3 separate regions of the Homo sapiens genome follow, and regions 1 and 3 are each linked to region 2. A link is a loop called in an ENCODE intact Hi-C map of the cell type or tissue named here. Cell type or tissue: ovary. All regions are shown on one strand.

The links. Peaks named below come from ENCODE experiments on the same cell type or tissue, not always from the same donor. Only the 100,000 strongest peaks of a DNase experiment are listed, where the experiment ranks them.
Region 1: it touches region 2 in a loop (5-fold over the local background); 4 of 110 quality-filtered maps call a loop at or near these places.
Region 3: it touches region 2 in a loop (6-fold over the local background); 16 of 110 quality-filtered maps call a loop at or near these places.

Annotation. Positions count from the first base shown.
Region 1 is chr10:76,248,813-76,256,812 of GRCh38, reverse strand. The region is part of intron 5 of LRMDA (leucine rich melanocyte differentiation associated); the gene reads right to left. Among named protein-coding and RNA genes, the nearest start is that of KCNMA1-AS1, 640 kb to the left of the region's middle. RefSeq lists a silencer at 4,548-4,842. In ovary, no CTCF peak of the experiment used is centred here; DNase peaks (open chromatin) are centred at 3,802, 4,302, 4,622 and 4,912; H3K27ac peaks cover 5,232 bases.
Region 2 is chr10:75,391,257-75,399,256 of GRCh38, reverse strand. ZNF503 (zinc finger protein 503) reads left to right here. Exons shown (of 2, transcript NM_032772.6): 2 at 1-1,427. The coding sequence ends at 508. It overlaps LOC124902461, which reads right to left. Exons shown (of 1, transcript XM_047426122.1): 1 at 1,000-8,000. The coding sequence starts at 3,101. The coding sequence ends at 2,136. Among named protein-coding and RNA genes, the nearest start is that of ZNF503-AS2, 6.3 kb to the left of the region's middle. In ovary, a CTCF peak has its summit at 3,775 (motif pointing right); DNase peaks (open chromatin) are centred at 1,541, 2,191, 3,231, 3,626 and 3 weaker places; H3K4me3 peaks cover 3,091 bases; H3K27ac peaks cover 2,899 bases.
Region 3 is chr10:77,100,065-77,108,064 of GRCh38, reverse strand. The region is part of intron 9 of KCNMA1 (potassium calcium-activated channel subfamily M alpha 1); the gene reads left to right. Among named protein-coding and RNA genes, the nearest start is that of KCNMA1-AS2, 37 kb to the left of the region's middle. In ovary, no CTCF peak of the experiment used is centred here; a DNase peak (open chromatin) is centred at 3,434.

The sequences.
Region 1 (8,000 bases), 860 kb before region 2:
TGGAGAGCTAGGAGTTCCCCAGAGTAACTCCATATAGAATACGATGTGTCTTAAAAGATAAACTTTTAAGTGTGTTAAAATGTAATAAATATTAACAATAATAGTCATTATTTTAAAATACAACAGAACTCCTGGCAATTACTTAGAACTTAGATTGACAGCTTTTTTCCAGAGATGAGTATTTTTATCACTTTAATTGCCTGAATTGCCAGTTCATGGTGATAACAGAATATACACAAAATTTTAGTTGGTTTTATTATTGTTTTAAAACTTTCTACAAACAATGCATCCCCTCATTGTCTGTACCTGGAGCAGACCACTGTCTTCCCCCCTGCCCTTGATATGCCACTGTGAATAACGCTGGAAATAAGCTTCATTCATGTTGAGAATTACATTCTCCAAAGGACTCCGACTGAAGCACAACAGAGTGTTTAATGAATATGTTTGCATGTGGGAGAAAATTCCCAGCAAGATAATTTCAATATTGACCTAAAATTTCCAAGTTTCCTAGAAAGAGAAATGAAGACCATTGATGGCTCTAAGTATTTCAGCACAGTGACCAGTAGAACTAACTTAACATTGGAGGAAAAAGTGCTTAAATAGTCTTCACTGTGATACTCTATTGCAATTTACTGTAAAATCCTTCTAATTCCAGAAAATTATTATGGTTCTCTGGACCAAGACAAGCCAACAAACAATAACCTATTTCCAATTAATCATACACTCCTTTAAGGTGAGTTCCCTCTTTCAGGATTCAGGAAAAGCCTCAGATTTTCTTGAGAGAGCTAAAGATATTACACAATGAGCCATAGAATTAGAAGAATGAAACTGGTCACATGATGCCATTGATCTATATAAACCTATTTCCATTGAATGTCCATTTGACTTGACTACATATGTTATTCATCTGCTTTATAGCTGGTCAGTTGTATCTTAGTAAATTAAATCCCCTTCAGACTGAAACATATTTTATTCTCTCTAATATGTGCCTTTCTGCTACATTTTATTCCATTTGGTATACTTCCTAATCAATTCTTTTGTGAGCTTCATTTCATTCAGCACAATGTATCCATTGTTAGGATTTATTTCTTTCGGAATGATTTAAATCTATTTTGCTCCATGCTGCTTTAAAGCTACTGTATGCACTATCAATTCCCATCCACTGGGCCATGTGGTCTGGTTCATACTCCATCTTCTTGGTTGAGGAAAGATATACTTTCCTAGCTTGGTCTGATGTGAAATGACAGTTGCTTTTTATCTATCCTGGCAATGGCTGTGGACTGAATAATAAGAATGATATGTAGCCATGTGTAGGAATGTCAGTGTATTTCAGGCATCCAAGGTTGAGATGGGTAACAGTGGGCTCCTAAAATCCTTATTATGAAGTCATCCTTCAGAATCTATGCTTCTAAAATTCTAGGTATCATTTCCAACAGAGGAAATGCAACACACAATCATCAAGCACTCTCATAAATCCTTGCTGACTTAAGGACAGCGGAAGATTGCCTTCTTTGGTAGTATTAATTGTGAGTCACTTTTAATTTTGGTTGGCCCAAACTTTATGTTCTTTCTTAGCCTTCAAAAGTTCATTTTGCACCATAAAATTATTTTATTCTTCATAGAGAAAAAAACAAAAGGCAATGAAAGACTTGATTTTAATGACCTTTTTGGTGACTCACTTTCTAATTAAGAAAACTAGAAAAGGTCTGGGGGGAAAGCCCAAAGAGGTGAACGAATAAAAGAACAAATCATGTTGCTGGCTATGAGCAGATCAGTTGATTTGAAAGGCTGAGTGAAAATAGGGAAAGTCTGGAAGGTTAGGCCAAAAAAGTACATTGAGTTCAAGGTTAAGTGGACCTCAGAAGCCAGGCTAAGGGTTTGTGGCTGTAACCCAAATGCGAGGAGGAGGCCCTAAAGGTTTTTCAACATGGAGTTGACATGATAAAGGCACATTGTTCCTATAAAACCGGTCGTAACTTCTAAAATAAAATGAACTTGAACTAAACTCACGGTGGTGGGTAATCATGCCCAGAATGTGACAGTGGAAGAGAACACCTTGCTGAAAAGAAAGGTATTTCCAATAGAGAGAGAGGAGAGGAGAAGAGGTGAAGAGGGAAAATCCTTTTTGGAAACCAGGAAAATCAGGCAGAAGTGCATTTAGTGAACATATTCAAAAAGTAGCAACATAATATACATTATATAGCAGAACAAATGCCAACATGATCAAACTTAAAAAATAAAAAGATTGGTGGTATGGAAGATATGAGACCCCTAGGAGAAAGTGACCGTGCCTAATTGGAGATAACTTTGCATATTTTGGAACACAAATATATGAATACTCTTGATTGGATTTGCTTTATTTTTAAGAGACTATAGCATTTCAGTATAGTATAGTATAGCATAGCATAGCATAGCATAGCATAGCATAGCATAGCATAGCATAGCATAGCATAGGATAGGATAGGATAGGATGGTATGGTATGGTATGGTATGGTATGGTATGGTATGGTATAGTATAGTATAGTATAGTAATTTCCACAGATATTGATCCTAATAGGACATGAAATTCAAGAAGGAAGGATGCTACTAAAAGTGAAATTCTGAGTATATAATTATGAATATTGACAACAAGGAAGGAAGGTTGGGGAAGCTTGAGGATAGGGAAGCAGTGAAAGAAACCAAACTAGTATAACTGTATGGGGCATATTCTAGTGAATTCAGATTTTAAGAAGTCACTTATGAAAACCATGCTCAAAGGAAGAAAATAAGTCTACTGTTGGAAAATGGTTGTTAAAAAAAGAAATCCCAAATGACAGAGGAAAGGCAGAATGATTAAAACTAAGCTCTTGTTTTGTCATTATTTTCTCCATCATGAAATTATATCCTTGGGCTAGACTGATGAGTGAAAAGTAAAAAAGAAAAAAGAAATGGAAGAATGAGGCCCTAGAGAGCTTATGAGACATAGGAGATGCCTGGTGTCTAGACCTATACAAATAGTATCTTATTTTACAATAGCAACAACAAAAAAATTCTTATAGATCTGCTCATGGAAACAATGTTACTAATATTTGAAAAAATACAGATAAAAAGCAAATTTGGGCAAATATTTTTGTTGATTTTTTAAAGGAGGAACAGAAGATTCTAAAAATAATGACACTAAAATTGTAAAAAATTATGTTAAATATATGATATATGAGCACGTTGAAAAGATAGTAGCAACTTTTAAGAGCTAGTACATCTTTTTACCTAGAATGAGCTAGGCCAAATCAATCTCTCTCTCTCTCTCTCTCTCCCCCTCTCTTCTCCACTCCCTTTCTCTCTCTCTCTCTCCCTCCCTGCCTTCTAGCTCTGTCTTTTAGAAACAGTTATTCAGCTGGTAGATCAGTGAGACCATAAACATTATAAATTGATTTCAATAAGACATCTAACAAAAATCCCCCATGATATTGCTTTGCAACAAATAAAATAAATGAGATGCAATTCATAGCAGATCAATTAACTACATCAAAAAAATGTTGATCCATGAATCAATGTCCTTAAACCTACCCACAGGACTCTATCCTTGCCTCCAGACTGTTGAATAAAACCCAGAAATCTGTTCTAACAATAGGCTAAACCCAAAGACCCATAATATGCAAAACAAAGCAAAAGTACCCACTTAGATCTGAAAACTCAATTTCCCAAGCAAGGGATGGGAGAGTTTTGCTGGGCAGTCGCTTATATAAAAATAAAAGCCCAGAAAGCACTGGTTGACTCTGAGCTATGTTACAATAACACACGGCAGATGCCTGGCCTCCCTGGAAGTTGCCCCGCTCATACACAACTGTCTGCATGTCCTGGGTGGGATGCGGGATGAAATGTTTCTTCCAATCCTCAGGTTCCACGAGTCTAATATCAATATGAATTCCTGCCTGGTGACCTGTGTGAGTATTGCTCAACAACTGTAGAGGAAGAATTGCAGAAAACGAAGGCGATTACAAGTTTTTCTAAAGCCACTGATTTTATCACAAGCCACATACAGAAACCTTCCCAATATCTGCTAATTACCAAAAGGTAGTGATCCTCCAATATCTAGCAGTAGGACACACACCCCAGCTGACCAAACCATGAGTTTAAGACAGGCAGAAAAACCTAACATCTCCCTACCATGACAAAGGCAACTAGAATTGCCAAATCCTATACACAAAACATTTAATTTATAACAGTTAAAACCTGGCCTCTGACCAAGTCCAAAAGAACTATGTCTTATTTCACTTGCTCTTGAATATGTCTCTTTCAGAGATAAATGGCTCTGCTCTTGGCCAGTCCTCCCCTCTGTGTGGTGTTTTGTTTAGCTGGGCTTATGACAAGCCAAGAGTTGATGCATCTGCTTGAATGTGTAATTTACCTCTCTGGTCAACTTAGCTTTTTTTTCCTTGACAATATTATGTCAAACAATCACATCACAACTGGCTCTGATCTCTTTGTTGTTAGCTAATAAATTAAAGAGTATTTATTATCTGCAATCCTTTTTTCCTCTTTTAATGGTGACACATTTGTGGTGAATTACAGGGCAGCTTTATAAACTAGGCTCCAGGCCAGTCTCAGGCCCTGCGTCCATGTGAACGTTCCTTCTCCCGGTTGGCCTCCCGGACTGGTGGTAAATCAAGGCAGCTGTCACAGTACACTAAGTTAGTGTGCGTCATTGGGGAGAGCAGGAAGCGTTGGGGGTATAATTCTGTCCATCAAACTAATATGTTATATCAGTAGCTTTGTAATCTTCTGCCATAACTTATGGGAAGTGACACCTAAGAATTCACTTTGAAGGCAATGTGTTTCTTAGACTTTAAGTCAAAACAGACCCGATTCACAGCAACAGTTCCTCTGTTTACATGAGTGGATTTCTAGTGCCGGGGAACCAGGTCCCTATCAATGTGGCAGTATTTAACACGCTCCACCACCGGCTGGACTCTGTTTACAGCCCTCACGGCAGGATTTGTAAACTTTTCAAACAGGGTTTCTTCTCTTCTTGTTACCCTTGCCTTAACCTCCAGTAGCGGGATAGATAAACATGCTCCTTGAATGTTATCATGACAAAGCAAACCTCTGACAGATGGGAATGAATGGGTGACCCATTTCCCTTGTCCGGTCCCCTTCAACCTTTGTCTTGACAAATGTGGGAAATGGCTCTGGAGGACAGAAGAATACTCACACCGCTATGATAGCACTGTCAGCTTTGTGCTGTTGCTAAATGTCCACATGATACTTAGAAGCGACGGGAGGGCCGGGCGCGGTGGCTCACGCCTGTAATCCCAGCACTTTGGGAGGCCGAGGCGGGTGGATCATGAGGTCAGGAGATCGAGACCATCCTGGCTAACAAGGTGAAACCCCGTCTCTACTAAAAATACAAAAAATTAGCCGGGCGCGGTGGCGGGCGCCTGTAGTCCCAGCTACTCGGGAGGCTGAGGCAGGAGAATGGCGTGAACCCGGGAAGCGGAGCTTGCAGTGAGCCGAGATTGCGCCACTGCAGTCCGCAGTCCGGCCTGGGTGACAGAGCGAGACTCCGTCTCAAAAAAAAAAAAAAAAAAAAAAAAAAAAAAAAAAAAAGAAGCGACGGGAGATAACCTTCAATGGACAGTGTGCTTTTCTAAGTCATGATATCAGTGTGACCAGACTTAGACCATACGTCCTCTGAAAGCAATGCGTTATTTTCTAGGATTTGCTGTTGGATTGTCCCTGTCTTCCCCCACTCTCTCTTCCTTGGCTGTTTTTCTCAGCAGGCCAATGAGAGAAGCCCTTTGGGGAAGATTAAGTAGTTTTGTGAGCTGCCATCTGATGGAAAAGAAATCTACAAGAACTGTTCAAAGGAGCTCTTCCTCCCCCAGGCACAAGACTAAATATGCACAGTAAAGAAATTTGAAAAATGCCTGCCCTTGCCATCCCCAATACCCCTCTGATTGATAGCAGAGAGGGTTTGCTATGATAATTCTACTTTGACAGGTCCCAGGCATAAATCCCACAAAGTTGTTGCTCTAGTTTGACAACCTTGGAGGGCTCCAGTTAGGAACAGGAAACAGGCCTCTATTTTTCACCCTCAATGCTCCTTCAGGTGCAAAGAAAAGACTGTATGGAAAAAATAATTTCTTATCTAAGGGGGAAACCAAATTCAAAGCAGTTTTAATACTTATTCATCAGAAAGAATGTCCAATGGAGAAAAATGTGACCTCAGTCCTGCTTCTTCAAACTTAAATTGAAATGCTCCAAATACGAGATTTGAAACCTATTCATGATGAGAAACGGATACCCTTTTTTCATTTTTTGGTTTTCCAAAGTTATGTTAGTATTCTCCTTCAAGGTCAGCCTAGAAATGTATCATAATATTTTATAAAAATCATTACTTACAAATGAAAGTACATACATATCATAACATCCATAATTTATCATCAAAGCTTGCAATGTGCCACCCTCTGTATCCCATTATATCCACTCAATTCTCATAACCACCTTAAATGAGTAGAGTCTCAATTTATAGGAATGCAGTTAAAAAGAGAGTCAAACTAATGAATTTTTTCCAGGATACATCTTTCAATCTTGCTTCACAATATGCCAGGGGATCTTTGGGAATCAGTGCACCTTCCCTCTCCCCTTCTCCAGCTGAAGAATGATAACTCAGCAATGAGAACCTTAGTCATGAAATCATATTCAACTGTGTTAAATGAAAAATTTGTGGCCCAGTGAGGTGGCTCACACCTGTAATCCCAGCACTTTGGGAGGCCGAGGCAGGTGGATCACCTGATGTCAGGAGTTCAAGACCAAGGTGGCCAACATGGCGAAACCTCATCTCTACTAAAAATACAAACAAAATTAGCCAGGCGTGGTGGCACATGCCTGTAATCCCAGCTACCCAGGAGGCTGAGACAAGAGAATCACTTGAACCTGGGAGGCTGAAGTTGCAGTGAGCTAAGATCATGCCATTGCACTCCAGCCTGGGCAACAAGAGTGAAACTGTCTCAAAAAATAAATAAATACATAAATAAATAATTTGTGGTTTGCTGTAAGTTAACTAGGCAAATAAATTAAACAGAACCATTCTCCAAGCATTTTAGTCGATCTACCTGGAAATGCAGTATTGTGACCTATTAAAAAATATTAAGTGATCAAACCCAGGCAAATATTTAAAAAGAAGCAATATTTTCTGTTTCTTTAAAACTTGTCAGAAGGTGAATATTTTCCTTCCAATGTCTGCCTCTTTGAATGTGAGACACAGTTTTCTCTTGGCTGTAGGATTCCATTCTAATATTAAGAAAGGGTTCATAAAGCTCTGATACCATAAGAGTGGATTCCTCTTCCTTCATGGGTGCCATCGGAGTTCTGCAGAAGGTCTGCACCTACTGAGAGCTGACGACAACAGGGAAGAAAGAATCCAGTCTTGGAACACTCAGCAAAAGTTGGTTCTTTAATTTAATAGGACTAAAACACAAGGACTTCACCCTGGATCATGAATTGAACCTCCTTTTCTAGGGTATTTTATGACAGAAGCATCTCACTGAGAATCTAGCCACCCGCTAGGAGTACTCAAGCATAGCTTTGCCAAGAAAGTCGGTGAGGAAAGCAAGAATAGAAAACAGCAAGCTGCCCATAAAAATGGGGAGTAATATCTGAGTTTTTTTAAGTCATAGAGCAGCTTGAGCAAATCTCAAGAAAAAGAAACTTGCTACATAATTCTTTCTCACTCCATTGCCCCTCTAAATAGCAAACAGGATATGAGTCCTTGTAAATACCTATAAATTTTCAGGGAGAAAAACAAGTCTGATCTTTGTGTACAGAGTTCTAGGCTGTAAGGAACATGGTTAGATTTCTGTTTCCCTTAGAGGAAGATGCCAGAACAGCATTTTCCCATCAAGTGTTGATAAGAAAGGCATTTAGCATTTCATAGGATGAGGCTGCTGTAAGTGGGTGGTATGACATGATAAATTATGGCCAATGTCATATTAATAATTACAGGCCCTTCCACACATGCT
Region 2 (8,000 bases):
GCACTCCTCGCTAACGGCCGCCGCGGCTGCTGGCGCCACACCGCCCTCCCTGGCCGGCCACCCCCTCTACCCCTACGGCTTTATGCTCCCTAACGACCCACTCCCCCACATCTGCAACTGGGTGTCGGCCAACGGGCCGTGCGACAAGCGCTTCGCCACGTCCGAAGAGCTGCTGAGCCACTTGCGGACCCATACGGCATTTCCCGGGACAGACAAACTGCTGTCGGGCTACCCCAGCTCGTCGTCTCTGGCCAGCGCTGCCGCGGCCGCCATGGCTTGCCACATGCACATCCCCACCTCGGGCGCACCGGGCAGCCCTGGGACGCTGGCGCTGCGCAGCCCCCACCACGCGCTGGGACTCAGCAGCCGCTACCACCCCTACTCCAAGAGCCCGCTTCCCACGCCTGGCGCCCCCGTGCCGGTGCCCGCCGCCACCGGACCGTACTACTCCCCCTACGCCCTCTACGGACAGAGACTGACCACCGCCTCGGCGCTGGGGTATCAGTGAGGGCGGCCGGGAGGGCGAGCGAGGGAGAGGAGGGAGAGGGGGAGGGGAGGAGTCCAGGGAGAGGCGGGATCACGGCCCAGGCTGCTGACACCCGCGCGTGGGGAGGACTCGGGCCACGAAAGGAAAGAAATGTATACCGTATCTATCTACCCGACAGCAGCGACCGAGACCCGGTGGGACACTCCCCTTCTCCCCACTTTCACCTCCCCACCCAAACTTTATAAAAGTTGAAAAAATATCATTTGACTTTTTATAGAAAAAAAAAGGAAAAAATAATTGAGAAAGTGTTCATCTGAGGACTGCATCGGTGGACACTGGTATTTATTTATGTTAGCTCCAAGCGGACCGGTGGTTCAAAAGTGCATTATTTAGTTTGAGCTCTGTAGGTAAAAAGGAGGTGGGAAAAATTTTAAAACTTGAGGGTAAAAATGTGGAAAACAAACCCTCCCATCCCTTGTAGATTATAAATAAAAGCAAAACCGCCACAGAACTAGAGGTCTTCTCTTTAATGTTACTTTAAAATTGCTATGATTGTATTGTACGTTATTTAATGTCTGATTGAAACACAAATTTACATGCATGTTTGTTACAAAAAAAATGAAAAAAAAAGTCACAATTTGTCAGCTCTGATTTCAAATTGCAATTATTTTTAAGGTGTATACCATCGAAGAGAATGGGTATTTTTTTGTATGTATTCTGGAAGAAAACAACAAAAAAAAAAAGAAAAAGAAAAAATTCTATTCCAAAACCTCATTTGCCTTATTTTGTTCTTTAAAAGGAACACTTAACTATTTTTAATTTTTAAGTCCACCCGCTGAGAAGGGGACAAGGTTTACGTCATGTACTAAAATAATAGACAATGTATCGCTTTAAAGATTAAAATTCCGTATATTTGATGTATTAAAGGGTTTTACTTCTTCTTCTTATCTTTTTTATTTTGGTTAAAGAGAGCATGGCAGTTTCGGCCGCAGTGGGTTCCGGGGCCTCACTGCTACTCCTTCTTCCCGGGACCGTGGCTGAATTTCCGATCGCTTTGTTGTGATTTTCTGGGAGGCAAAGGCGTCGGAAGGGGCTACCAGCCGCGAAGTTGGCCTTGGGGAACATATTTTTAGAGGATATTTCACCATTTGGAAAATAGTGTCCTCCGCTATCTATCATTTCGTTTTTATTTCAATTTTCTCTTGGCAGCTGGCTTGTTAAAAGTGAAAGGGGGTGTGGGGCGGGGGACAGGGTTTTTGTTAAATTTCCCTCCTGAGCTTTTTGGGCATTTGGGTTTCGTTTTGTGCAGAGTGGAGCAGGCCGGGACTCGCCGGCTGGGCCTGGGCCGGGGCCTCGGGGACGTGGGGCAGCGCGCTGGGGCAAGCCGAATAGACTGGGAGGCGGAGGGGCGCTGGGGGAACCTGTGTCCCGGGCCTGGGGGGAGTACGCAGGGACCCTCTGGTCCCTAGGGGAGAGTGCGTCCTCTTTTCTTCTTCTGGCTGCCCAGGGCCTTCTAAACGCTCCCCGCAACCCTCGCCCTCACCCCCACCCCCACCCGCCCGCTCCTTCCTCCCTCCAGAGTCGGGACCCGGGGCTGGCCGGCGCCACCGCTGCTTTTCCCCGTCCGGGTGGCTCTGCAGCCGGCGCTCTATTCCATTCCGCGCCGCAGGAGAGCCCGCCCGGCCAGGACCCGGAAAGCCCCTCCAAGTGCGGCCCCGCGAGCGTCCCGGCGCCCAGGTCCGGCCTTTCTGGGGCTACCAGGTGGGCACCTAGGGCTCCGCTCTGCAGAAGCGCGGCGGGAGTCTGGGTCCGGGCGCAGCTCCCTGTGGCGCGGGCCGCTGTCTTCTCCCCAGCTTGGGCCGCAGGACAGAGCTGCCCGAAGCGCCGAAGGAAGCACGCAGAAAAAAGTCTCAGTCCCTTTTGGGGGGAGGGGGGCCGAGACCCAGCGCCCCCTCCCAGACGCTCCAGGCCTGGGCGCTAGCCCAGGTCCTCCGGCTAGTTGGGAGCTCTGAGCCCAGAGCGCCCTTTCCAAGGATTCCGGGACCGTGGAGTCACAGCTCTGAGAGCGCACCCCAAACTCTCCGCTCCCTGGGGTCAGGCTCTTCCGGTTTCTCCGAGTCTCGGGATCCCCTCGGCGCTCAGGTACCCCTGTTGCCTCTGGGGACTCACGGCCGCGCGAAGTCAGCCTTTGGCCTCTCGCCTGCGTCCGACAGCCCGCGGCCCCTGCCGCCATTTGCACCGGGATTGGTGACTTTGAGATTTTCCACCCTCCTCCCAGCGCCAGCCTCACGGCTGCAGGGCCTTTACCCGGGTTGCACGCAAAGCCACCCCCAGCGACCTCCCGGACACTGCGGGAAGCGCGCGGGCCGCCTCCTGGAACTGACTTGGTGGGGACTCTGGCTCCGCCGCCGTCTCCACACCCCCGACCCTGATGTCCGGACGTCGCGAGACCCCAGGAAACGGAGCTGGCGCCGAGGAGGACCCCTGGCCCGCAGCGTCTTCGGACGCCGCGGCCCCGGTCCCACTCTGGTCCCGCCGAGAGAGGCTGAGCTGGGCCTGGTTCCTTGAGAATCCTGGCCGGCGGGCTTGTCGCCCCGGCCTCTTGGACAGACATCCCCCGCCCTGCAGGTGGGAGGGCGGGAGCGCGTGGCGGTGCTGCAGCCGGGGTCCCACGCTCCGGTGCCCGCAGCTCAGGACCTGAAAGCCAGGCGTCTACCACTCTCTCACCAGCAGCGGCCACGCGCTCCTGGCCACTGCGACCCACAGGCTGTGCCTCTTTTCCCTAGCGTCTTCGGACAGGGGTCCCTGAGCGACCACACCTTGCCGGCCCGGAAGGACCTAGACATTCCCCCGCCCTGGGATTCAGGCTTGGGACCAGCAGGGAGACGAACCCGGGACGTTCGTGCCTTCATGCCCCTTCTTGGTATTTTATCAACACAACCCAAAACCAAAGCCCCTTAAAAGTTTGATGAAACTCCTTCCGGGAGCAGCTACACAGAGGCAGCAGCGTTCCGGCGCTGGGGCGCCCGGGGGTGAGGACAGAAAGGATTCCCCGACGTGTTGGACGGATCCGAGTCACCCCGGGCGCGCGGTAAGTGAAGGGTGGGTGCCAGTATCTGCTGCGTGTCCAGGCCGAGGTGCGAGCCTCCTCGGAGGGACAAATGCCCCTCCCCAAGGCGCGCCCCCCGACTCTCTCCAGCTTTTTCCCGAACAGCCGCGGGATCCCCGGCGCGCCGGCTGGCGGCTGGAGCCCGGGCGGAGCGCCGCGTGTCCACCAGGCGGCGCTGCAGAGCCCGGCGGAGCAGGAAGGAGTCCTGGAACCCCGGCCAGCGCGCGGGCAGCCGGCTGGATGGGCATCCCGAGGCCCCGCGCTTCCACTTTCGCGTGGCTTTGGGAGCGGTGTCCAGGAGGCCCCTCCCTGTGACTCCTCGCTTCTTTTCTCCTGCTGCGAACCGTCTCCCCTGCTCTTCTCCACCCGCTCCAGCTTCTGCGCTTGTTTCCTCCTCGTTCTCTATTCCTGTCCAGAGGATTGGCCCACGTGTCTGTCCCTTCCCAACCTGGGGAGCTCCCACCCTCAAGGCTCTGATACGTCACCTTGTCTGCCATGCTGAAGCAGTCGCCACACAGGCCTGCATTCATTCACTCCCTCCTTCACTGATGATTTCCTAGCGCCCACTCCTTGCCAAGGGCTGCTCATCCCATTTACTCGTCCCTGACACAGTTTGAGAAACCGAGGCTAAGTCCTGGAGGCCAGTGGCAGGGCTGGCGGATAAGGCCCAGGCCTTTCCCCCACCATCCAATCTTATCCCCCTACCTGTGCCTCTGGTGGTGACACAGCGACCCTGGTGTCCTTGTGCTGGGTAACTCCGCATAGATGCAGATCAGGGAGGTGTGCCTCCGAGAGAGCTGCTGAAGAAGGACCAGCTTCTGAAATCTGCCACAAGCCTGTGGACCTCTGAGTAAGCACAACTAACACAAATGCAGATGCCTGTCAACACACGCACTCACTTGTTTCCACACTTTCACTCCTACTTCCACAGAAGCCACCCCCTGCTCTGACTCTGCCACACCTGGTCACGTGTGGCACACACTTATGCTCCGACAGCAGACAGGAGAAGGAAAGATGTGGGCTTGGTCTTTAAGCAGTGAGGAAAGGCAGATAAAAAAGCCCCACTAGGTGATGAACTTCTTGTGATTTAGAAAACTCATAAGGCTGCAGCTCCAGCAGCGCAATCGGTTAGCACACAGTACTTACACAGAAGACTCGTAAAAGTTGCCCAGAAGGTGGGACTTATCCCCTGTCAGGTCATCGGCTGGCCTCTGCTGCACGTATTGGCTTAGGGTTCCTCACCGAATGTGGCTAGCAGCCTGGTGGTGCTTAGAGTGACTGGAAAACCCAGGCTGACCTGCTCACATCTGTCACGGGCTATGCCCAGCCCATGGGATCCTGTATCATCCCACTTACACTTCACAACAGTTCCATGAGGTCATTAGAATCTTCACCCCATTACTAGACTTAATACCTGGATGATGAAATAATCTGTACAACACACCTCCATGACACAAGTTTACCCATGTAACAAACCTGCACTTGTACCCCTGAACTTAAAAGAATCTTCACCTCGTTTTTCAGATGAGGAGACTGAGGCTCAGCAGCGGAAAGACAGTGGCTTGAGGTACACAGCTAGTGAGAGATGGCTATAAGCAGGGATTCTCACCTTGGCTGCTCTTGCCTGATGAAGTTTTAAAGCAGAACAGTGCCTGGGAGCCAGAGATGCTGTTCCAGCTAGAGGAGGGTGTGGTGAACGTAGCTGGGTTTTCAAAAAGGTTTTTGGTGTTATTGTTATTATTTTATTTTTTAATGGGGATTTTCTTTTTTCTTTTTTCTTTTTGTTTTATTTTATTTTTTTTGAGACAGAGTCTCGCTCTGTCACCCAGGCTGGAGTGCTGTGGCTTGATCTCAGCTCATTGCAACCTCTGCCTCCCGGGTTCAAGTGATTCTCCCACCTCAGTCTCCTGAGTAGCTAAAATTACAGACGTGCACCACCATGCCCAGCTAAATTTTTTGTAGTTTTAGTAAAGACAGGGTTTCACCATGTTGGCCAGGCTGGTCTCAAACTCCTGACCTCAAGTGACTCCCACCTTAGCCTCTTAAAGTGCTGGGATTACAGGCGTGAGCCACTATGCCCAGCCTATTTATTAATGGAGATTTTTCAAACAGAGCAGTAGAATGAATAGTGTAATGAACCCCCATAAACCCATCACCCAGCCTCAACAATGATCACCTCATGGGCAACCTTATTTCCTCGCTACCCCCTCCAACTCATTATTTTGAAATAATAAAGACACCATTTCACCTCCTCAGTGCCTGTCACTTCCAGCTAGGGTTTCAACCTATGCTTGGGTTGGCTCCCAATCCAGGGCTCATCCCGCTGCCCCACCTGGGTTGAGGCTCTGTGAACTAAAGCATATTACTCTCCAGTTCATGCACAGTATAGCTGGGATTTGAACCTACTTCTTTCAGACCTGGAAGCCAAGCACTTAATCCTACCCCATGCTGGGAGTCCCCAAAACTCCCGAAGGTACTAAGGCCTCTATGCCCAGTGTGACCCAGAGTGAGCCCAGGGGGTATCTGGGCTATTAAAAGACTCTAGCCCTGGCTAGGAAATGCCTTAGTTGGGACACTCACAGTACAAGAAATATTCCTAGAGTGAGACCAGCATAAAGCCACATGGTGCAGTGGAAAAAGCACAGATTTAGGTTCAGTCTAACCTATCTTTTAGCTCCACCACTGACTCATATCTAAGGCTGAGTCTCTCTTGACCTCAGTTTTCTCATCTATGAAATGGGGACATTGATACCAACCTAATGGGGCTGTAGTGAGGCTCAAATTAAGTAATAAATTTGAAAATGGCCAACCTACTGCCTAGTTCATACTGGTTCTTAGTAAAGACAAGTTTGTTTCTTTCTTTCCTTTCTCCCCAAAGTCTCATTTCATTTTGACCAGCCTTCTTGCTCAAGAACTTCCTGTGGCTCCCTGTGGCCCACTGGCTTAGAGCTTCACTCCACAATCTGGCCATCAGGGTGCCTGTAATCATGGTTCATCCTCTGATTTTGCCTGTTTGCCTGCTCTACCTCGTGTCTCACCAATCTTCAGAGTTCAAATCCTCTGCCAGCCAGCTAGCCCCCCAGCCCATCCTCCAACACCCTGATGGATGGCACCCATCATACACTCCTTCCCTGGAATGCCTTCCTTTTTCCCTTTCTACCAAAATGCTCTCAAAAATCTCCTCTTCCAGGAAGCCCTCTAGATTTTCCCCCCACCACACACCGATCTTTCCCTCACTTTGCATTCCCTCAGCACTTAATGCAAAGGCAGAGGGTAAAGATATAAAGGTCACTGTACCAGGGACCAGGACACTTGGGTTTGAGCAGTGCCTTTTTATAGTTGTGTGACCATGGACAAGTAAGTCACATGTCCTCTGTGAAGCTTGTCTCCAAAACTGATACAGGGCTGTGCCTACCAGGGTGAACAGCACATTGCCAACAAGAATAATATTAAAAAGTAGCATGAACTGCACACTTACTAGTCCATCCATTCACTTATTCATGTTACTATTACTGTCCCCATTTTACAGGTGATGAAGCCGAATAAAGTAACACTGTGCTGGTCCCTGTGCCTGGGATTTTGTCCTCCACCCTCTTTTCCTCATTACCAGCAACACAAAAGTTCTACTTTAGATCTCAGGCCAAGTGTGACCTCCTTCTGGAACGCCCCAGGCCCTTTTTATCGGATTTAATGTCCTTTCCTTTGATCTATCCTGCCATCATATTCTCTTTATGTTGTCCAGAAAGCCTGGATTCTGGGTTACTGGGGAGAAGGGATTATCTCCTATACCTACTTCTAATCATGGCAGCTAGCACGGTACCTGGAACATAGTAGGTGCTCAATAAATATTAGAAGGAGGGAAGGAAAAGGAAGGAAAGAAGAGAGGGAGGGAGAGAGGAGAAAGCAGAGGAAAGAAAAAAAAACAAAAGACAGAAGGAGGACAAATGTGCATGAATCGGGAACTCTTGGATAAAATTATGCTTCCAAAGAAGGGAGGGTAGGAGAAAAAGTAGCAGTGGCCTTAGAGGAACTTTGAATGTCTTTGCCTGAAGCTCAAAACTCAGGGCCAGGGGAGCTTCCATGCATCAGCTGGAAATAGCATTTGCTGACAATAACAAAGACTCCTAAATAGTGGCTTATGGAAGATAGATATTCTCCCAGACTAGAGGTGGGCAGTCCAGGCTTGGGGGAGCCCTCGGTCACCAAGAACCTAGGGTCCTTCTGTCTTCAGTTCTGCCAACCCAGGAAGCTTTCATCCTTACGTCATCTCTGAGTCCGAGATGGCTGCTTGAGCTCAGGCACCATCAGCTCATTCCAAACCACAGGAAGAGGAACAAGAGGTAAAAGGGACCCTCTCCCTTTGAATAGGTCTTCCTGGATACCACACCGCTCCTCAGCCTGCAC
Region 3 (8,000 bases), 1.7 Mb before region 2:
AGGAGTCCATTTATAACTGGGCCCATATTTTCTCTTCTGACCCCTAACAAGTAAACAAAACTCGTTCATTCTTCCATCATCTGGCTATGTGATAAAATTCTGGTCCCTCAAACTAGTATGATGCCCTCCTATGGTGGTTTGTGTGTAGCAAGAACACAGGATAAGACTCTGGCAGAGAAGTCCTTGGGTGGCAGATCCAGGTCATCTGGCCTACTGCAAAGGCACTGCGGCCACTGGGAACCCAGTTCTCCTCTTCATCCAGGAGGCACCGATCTTATCCTCAAAGGGACTCATTACTCAGCTGAAATTCCTTCCGGGCAAGAAATAGTATATTTCTGGTAGTTTAGGGTACTACATGCTATTCCTGCCAAATCTTTTGTTTGGCTTCCCAAATGTGAATGCTTTCTTCTCGGGAACTATTTTAGTGTGTGCTCAGATCACTTTATCACTCTCGATATCAATGTGCAGGTTCAATAGAGACCCCAAGGTTTTTTCCTAAGTAGAGGGCAGTACCTTACAACCTCAAGAGGAGAATGCCATGGGGGAGAGGGGGCTGGCAGCAGCCATCCTTTATTTATTTTTTTAAAGCTTTTTCTGGAGTAGTCACCTTTGTTTGTTTTTGGTTTTGAGGTATAACTTACATAGAGTTAAATGTACACATCTTTAACATATAAAGTGAGGAACTTGTACCTATGTACACACCCAGTCACTATCATCCTACCATCCGGATCAGGACACAGAAAACTTTCATCACTCATGCCTCTTCCCAGTCATGGACGTTCCTATCATGGAACTGTTTTGTTTTGTTTTGTTTTCCCTTCTCGTTCTGTTTCAAATGAACTCTTAAAGAGCTTCTTTTGTTTTTTTAAGAGGAAATAAAATCAGACTGGGAGCATTGTATTTCCCTCCACTGCTGCCTTCTCTTTTTGACAGTCAGCCGTGTGGGACAGAGTGGACCCTCCCCTTTGGTCAGTGAGTCCAGTGCTTCCTGAGCTCAGGTGTCCAGGCCTCTGCACAGGAAATGAGGAGGTGGACAAAAGGGCTCATTTTCTTGAACTACCCACAGGACACCCGTTTCCTTTCAAAGGCACAAAGGACAGTGGGCCAGAGGAGGCCAGTTGGCGTCTTTTCCGGGAGGCAGCACATCCCTCCATCTTCCCTCTAATGGAGCCCTCCCCTCAATATTATCTTAACAGCCCTGGATGAGGTTAGAACCAAGCTGTTCTGATTTCTGGGCCATTGGTTGGATCCAAAAGGCCAAGTAAGTCCAAAGATTCCCAGTGGTCATGTATCCCATGCCAAGAGGAAAACAGCATCTCAATTCATTTTGCCTTGAAGGTGTGGACAGGTCTCCATAAAGCAGAAGGCATTCTGAGGGCCTGGGGCTCTCTTTATGGCCTCCCTATCTTCTGACGTCTCCGCCAGCATTTCCCAATCACTGCCCCAAGAAGTCAATAAAATCAATTGCCCTGAAGGCTAAGTTGAAAATATTTCTTGACTTTCATTCCAGGTGATTTTTTTTTTTTAATGAAATAATTTTCCTAGTCAAATGTGGGTGAGCTGGTGGGTGGGCTGGAGGCCGGCAGCTTTCGGTGCCAGCTGACCCAGATGGGGCTCTCAGCCCGGCACTCACTCACTGCCCCCAGTCCGATCCGGTCATCTTTCACCCTGGCAGTTCCACTCAAACTTTCAGGTGCTGATGACTTCAGATCACAGACTTCCTGCCACTCTGTTCTGGCTCTGTAATCTTTTATCACCGCTTTTAGCCTGGTTTTCTCTCTCTCTCTCTCTTTCTCTTTTTTTTCTTCTCCGTTTATGAAAATGCACTTTGCTTTTAATGTTCTTTTTGGGTCCCCACTGTTCCTGACCCTGCAGACACAGAGTCCGTCCTGTCATCAGCACCGGGCCTGTTCACTACTTTATGCATTGTTTCCTGGTTCAAAAGCTAATTACTAAGTAGTTTAAAGAAGGCCTTTGGTCACTTAGATCTTTCATCAGAAAATATAAGCTTGGGAAAGGCACGGTAATAAAGGGCCATTAGCACCCTTTGTTTGATGTTGTTTTTCCAGTCAGTAAAACAAGATTGATGAAATGTTATGTTTGGCCAAATTTTGAGTTTTCATTTGGAATTCAGTGTTGAGAGAATGGGCTGTCAGAATCAATAAGTTTTCTTTCGCTTGGGATATGGGCATGTGGTAGTAATTAGCAATATAAGGTCTTTAGTTGAGCAACCAAGCATGGATTCTGGCAGCAAACATAATGAGAAACTACAGTTGTTCTATTTCTAACGTCAAAAAGTTTCCAGATAAAATTAAATGCATTTGCAAAAGGAAAGCAGCTAAACTTTGTTGAAAGATAAAGTTCAGACTCTTAAAACAGTGTGCTGTGCTCTGAGTTTTTGTGTATGCATAAGTCCATGTGCTCTGCCCATGGACACACACATACATGTTCTCTGCTCCCCAGGACCCAATCAAATAAATGCCCAGAAAGAAATTAGAATGTATACATAGTTAAGGGATTTGTTTACTTGTGCATATTTTATTCAGAAATGATTTCTCTAACAATATATTAACTTGTCAGAGAACTCAAGGTAACTCATGATCTAAAGCTACAGAGACATAAAACTTTGAAATTCAAAGATTATTTAAAGTACAAAATTTAGGCAGAGAAGATCAGGGTTTTGTTTGTACAACACCCAAATTCAGGATATTTGAGAATATGAAGATTTCATTGGCATTTCATTTTCAGTTTTAATCAATGTGTTTGGCATAATATAAACATTTCAAGTAGCATTCTCAAAGCCTCTTCACCATCAACACTATTTCAAGGGCCTAGAGTGCCTTACCCAACATTTTCATCACCTCCTGAAGGATACCCAGTCCCTGCAGTAGGTATGGGTAATTGTGCACATGTGCGTGTGTGTTGGCTATTTCATGTATGTTATGATGGATTGGAGCATCTAAGAATAGGGGTTTGGGTGTCCACAACCAAGGGTTCAGTGAGTAGCTGAGGCAGGTAATCTCTCTGAGTTGGAGGGATTAGAGCTCTCTGGGCTCTTGGGCTGATACCCTAAATCTTATTCATAAGGGAGCCCTCCTGCAGCCCAGCCTGCCTCCCAAGGCCACTGCCTCCTCCTCCTTTCCTTTGTGTAAGGTCAAAGCTGCTTAGAGACAGGGAAGGCCTGAGGGCTGGTGACGCTCCCATGGCCTTTGGGATCCCCAGCTCTCTCCTCCCTCTCACAGCCCCTTGCAGTTTCCCCCAGAGGTCTCCTCCCTGAGTGTGATTCATTCCACTCCTGGTTAGTTTATGAGAACTGACAAGATCGTGGTCCAAGGTCACATGGCCAAGGGCCATGGAAAATAATCAGTCACAGAGAGGAATCCATCTGCTGTAACCCCCTTGTTAGAGGGAGTCCAGCCGGGAGCCACCCAGACCTTGTGTTTCCCATGTTGGGACTTGAGTGACTCAAGTTTGAGGCAATCCTAGGCCCAGGTGTTTGGGACAGAGAGAATGGGATGGGTTTGGATTATTCTACTGATTCCTGGTAGCCAAATGCTGACAGGGCACACGAGAGGGGAATGAGTCATGAAAGACTAGATGTAGCCAAGGTGGGAGAGGAAAGTGAGTGTAATTAACTTGAAGGAAGGTCCTCAGGATGAAGCTGCTGAGCCGCCATTCTGGTTTGGGGAATAGTTGTCATGGACTAACCCGTCTCTTGCTCCAATTCAAGAAAGCTGCCTGTGAAACTTAAATGCTGTGGCTTCTCTTGGAACATTTGCCTATAGAGACAGGAGTGCCACACACTTCCTGAAATGAGAATGTGAATCAGTGCAGCCTAAAGCCCCAGGACTGCCTTCTCTGGCAATAGTAATACCTACAAATATTTGCATATTTCAGAATCCTCACATTGATCCTGTGAGAAAGGTATTACCATCATCTCCATTTGGAATGAGTGAAGAAACTGAGGAACAGGGAGGTTAAGTAACTTGCCTGACATCACGCAGCTAGTAAAGAGTTGGGCTGGGGTTTGAACCTGGACAGCCTGCTTCCCTGCGTCCTGCTGCCTCTCCATGTCATCTCTTGAGACTCCATTCTGCTCTAAACTCAGTGATCTCCTATTGTTTGTATCTTCCTCCACCTTTCCGTATAAGGGGAGCCAGAGTACCGTGCTCATGATGGAGAGGAAGAGAAAGGCATGAGCTTCACTTTGGGGCTGTCTCCTCTCCCCTCCTGCCCACCCACTACCCCTAAGGGTCCTGGCCCCAGGATTGAGGGGAAAAAGATGGAGAGGGGACAAAACCATTCCTTCCTTTATTTTTCCCATTTGGTTAGACTAGAATTCTAATTCCCTCTTGAACACTTCTAGCAATGAAAGGCTCTCAAGGACAGACAGATGAACCACACCTAAAGTGAGAATTGTGCCTTTTTTGTGGATTTCAACATTTTCTTCCCCTTCCTGGCTCCATCCTTTAAAGGTAGTTCCATGGAGAATTGTAGTGATCTGCTAAACTTGGACTTCCCTGCTGGGCAGATCTCACCTGCAGAGCCTTCTATACCCTTGCAGATGGAACCACCTGTTCCCTTTCACTCCTTAGTTAGTCTGCCGCACAGCACAGAGCAGTATCTGGAGGTGGTTTCTTCCTTATCAGTGAAAGGCACAGTAGAGCCCCACGTGACCAGTTCTGCAGGGTGCATTCTGTGTGTTTGTTTCATAGCTTTGACTTGGAATATTCACCCTCAGGAGCCTGTATCCCGCTGGAGGGAGTTAGGGCTGTCTGCCTTCAACCTCGGATGTGGTCTCCACATTGGAAAGAGCCTTACATTCAGAGAGATGGGGACAGTTTGTCATGCTTTTCTATTTAAATATGAAACTAGAGTACTTAATTATCTTCTTTATTGTAAATGCTCATATTTTAAAGAGGATTCCATACTTTAGAAGAAATAATTGAGTATTCAATAGTTGAGAACAAAATTCAAGAACTAAAAACAGCCCAGCACAGTTAGTGACCTGCCTCACTGTCCATTCCTGTGGCCCCTCTCCATCGGTTCATTCACTCACTCGGCAGGCAGGCATTCTCTGTGTTATGCATCAGGCATGATGCTGGGTTTTGTTGGGTGCTCAGGGTTCATTGGCGAACAAACTACCCTCGGAACCTGTCCTCCTGGAGTTTACAGTCTCAAGGAGGTTGCAAGCACTGAGCAAGGGTACAACTAAAGCAAATGCCAATTACACATTTTTAATGTGTGCTGCAAAACCAGAAAAGACTAAGATTCTGCAACTGAGAAAAACAGGGATTAGTTACACTGGATAAAGTAGTCCAAGGAAGCGACACCTCAGAGGAGGAGATGCTAACTAACGCTTGTTCAATGACCTTGACCCAGCTTGCATTACCCACTAAGCTGGGGGAGCTAACACTCTTGCTTTTAAAATCCAGGTTATGCAAGCCCCACTTGCAAACATAGGTCTTCAGTTCTACCTCCACTAGAGGAAGTCTTAAAAACTGATTGCTCGCTCAGACCCCAACCTGCCTGAGCAGTGCTTGCTTGACTTATCGGGAGATGGCATCCTGCGTATCTTCCCTGCTTCCTGATTATTGGGTTATTTTTAAACTCTGTGTCTTTCCTTATATCAGAATTTGGACTCTCCTTCTCACTCAGAACCTTTGTTCCTTCCTGAGAGCGCACACTATTCCCTCCTGCCTGGCTGTCTTGTATCAACGTGGAATTCCACTCCATTTCCTCCACCACACTCATGTCTTGTCCACCAGGGTTCTAGACTGATTTCTAAAGGATTTGGAATTTTAAATTGTCTAGTGTGCCAGAGCATGGATCATTTATTTACAAAGACTCATTTAATCTATGGCCCCATAGCCTACCCTACCTTAAAGGAATTAACACGAGTCATGCCTTCATGTCCATCCATTCCACATGTGTTTACTGAGGGCTTGCTACCAGGCACTGGGGACAGATGCATTTCTACACATCCATAAAAATCTCCAACTATACCACAGCTTTTCTGAGCTACACATCGTACTATTTGGCCACCTAAGTGGTTGGGAAGTCCAATATCAGGGCTTATTGAAACCTCTTCTCTTGGTTCTGAGAGAGTCTTGCTACAACACCATTTCCCTCTCGACTCTTTCTGGGAAGGCATGGCCTCTAGCACTTGGGAATCGGATTTGAGATGATTTCATGTTATACTGACTTGGGCCGATCCACAGGCCTTTTCTTTCCATGTTTACTTGTGTCTTGGGCAACAGCTATTCTCACTTTTCCTCGCCTGCAAGGGGCGGACTGCTCTCATGAGGGGTGTTTCCTATAAAATGTCATTTACGATTTCTCTATTGCAGACATGGCTCTGGTCGAAATGTGACTGAAGCTTTGCATCCTACACAGACTTAGATCCCTCATCAAGTAGCCATTCAGCCCTCATTGCATGAGCCACGTGACTTCCCCAGCCTGAACCCCTCAGCAATGTCTTTGGATTCCTAGATTTTAAAAGCCATAAATTAGCAAATCATCAACATATCACCAGGAAGGATCATCTGGTAGCGATTCTAGTCAGAAGGAAACACAGGCCCCAATAACCGATCTTTATAAAGATATGAAGAACTGTAGACAGACAGATACAGTAAATAAGAAGACAAATAGATAATTCAAGTTGACAGAACATCTTGGACTGATTAGGCATTCTGCTTTGATTAGCATTAAACTTCTTGGGAACAGGGAAAACAAAAAATGAGCTTGCCCTAATACTTTGGAAAAATGACCTCTTGACTACTTCTGAAACGTGGTGCTGAGGGGTAGATACCCAAAGCGCTTGTCATTAGATGCCATGTCTTCTGATGTGATGTGCTAGGTATCCCTTCCTGATGAGAGGGGTCTTGGTGGGCGTGGGACATGGGCACTTCTTTCTTGGCATCTGTTTTGGATTCCTCTAAGCCATATCTTCAGTCCCTTTCAAACTTGAAGCTCTATTTAAAGAGACTTGGAAGCATATTAAATCAATTTCCTGATAATACTGATAGAATGAAGCTCCCCTCCTTTCCTGCTGTCACTCTTCCCTTCCACACACTTAGCAAAATGTTCCAGCTATTGTTCTGAAAACAAGAATAGAAATGTAGGTGGGAGATGAACTGTGTACCTTAAAAAAAAAGTCGTATTCAAGCCTAGATTTTCACTCTCAAATATTCTTTCTTCCATTAAAAAATAATTCGAATATGATTTCTCAAATTATAATTGCTGAAGATTCTGATCAATGGCTCCTTTGATTGGGTGAATCCTTGCCGGGTAGATTCAGAATCTCAGGAACAATTGCAGCCATCCAGACTAGGTTGCCCCCTGTTTTCTGTCTTCGTACCATGTCATTCACTCTGCTGGACTTCTTTCCAGAGCTGTGCAAAATGGTTCCTGGTAGCTTTGGGGTTCCTTCCATGCTGCTGTCATCATACTATGAAACTAAACCAGGAAACTTTCTAACTGGCCAAGTCCAGTGTCTCTTTTTATTAAAACATTATAGAGGTCAATACATTGTGAGAGTTGTGGAAATCTGATTCTCTTGTCCCAAGGGTTCCAGTCTCCACAGCCAGTACTGGTGTTGCATCACAATGGCCTGCTGTCACCCCCAGAACCACAGGGACTGTTCCAAATATGGGTACCAGTTGCTGGAAAAGTAATCTATCTCCCCTCCTTGTACCTTTCTAACAAGAGGACATGGGGGCAGTTCAGAGATAGATATGTGCCCATCTCAGTGGGAGCTTATATGACCTTAGCCATTGACTCCAAAGGCAAATGTCAGCTAGTGTATAGAACAGCCTTAGGAAAACTCCCATTCTAACATATTGGCTCAACAAACAATAATTTGAATCCCCACCATGTGCTGTGGGTAAAATGTGGTTCTTGCTCTCCTGGAGCTTATCTGAGATTCTGACCAATCAGTACCACCCAAGGAAACAGTGGCAGTGAAACAGAAGCTTGAGTATGCAGGAGCGTCTTCCCAG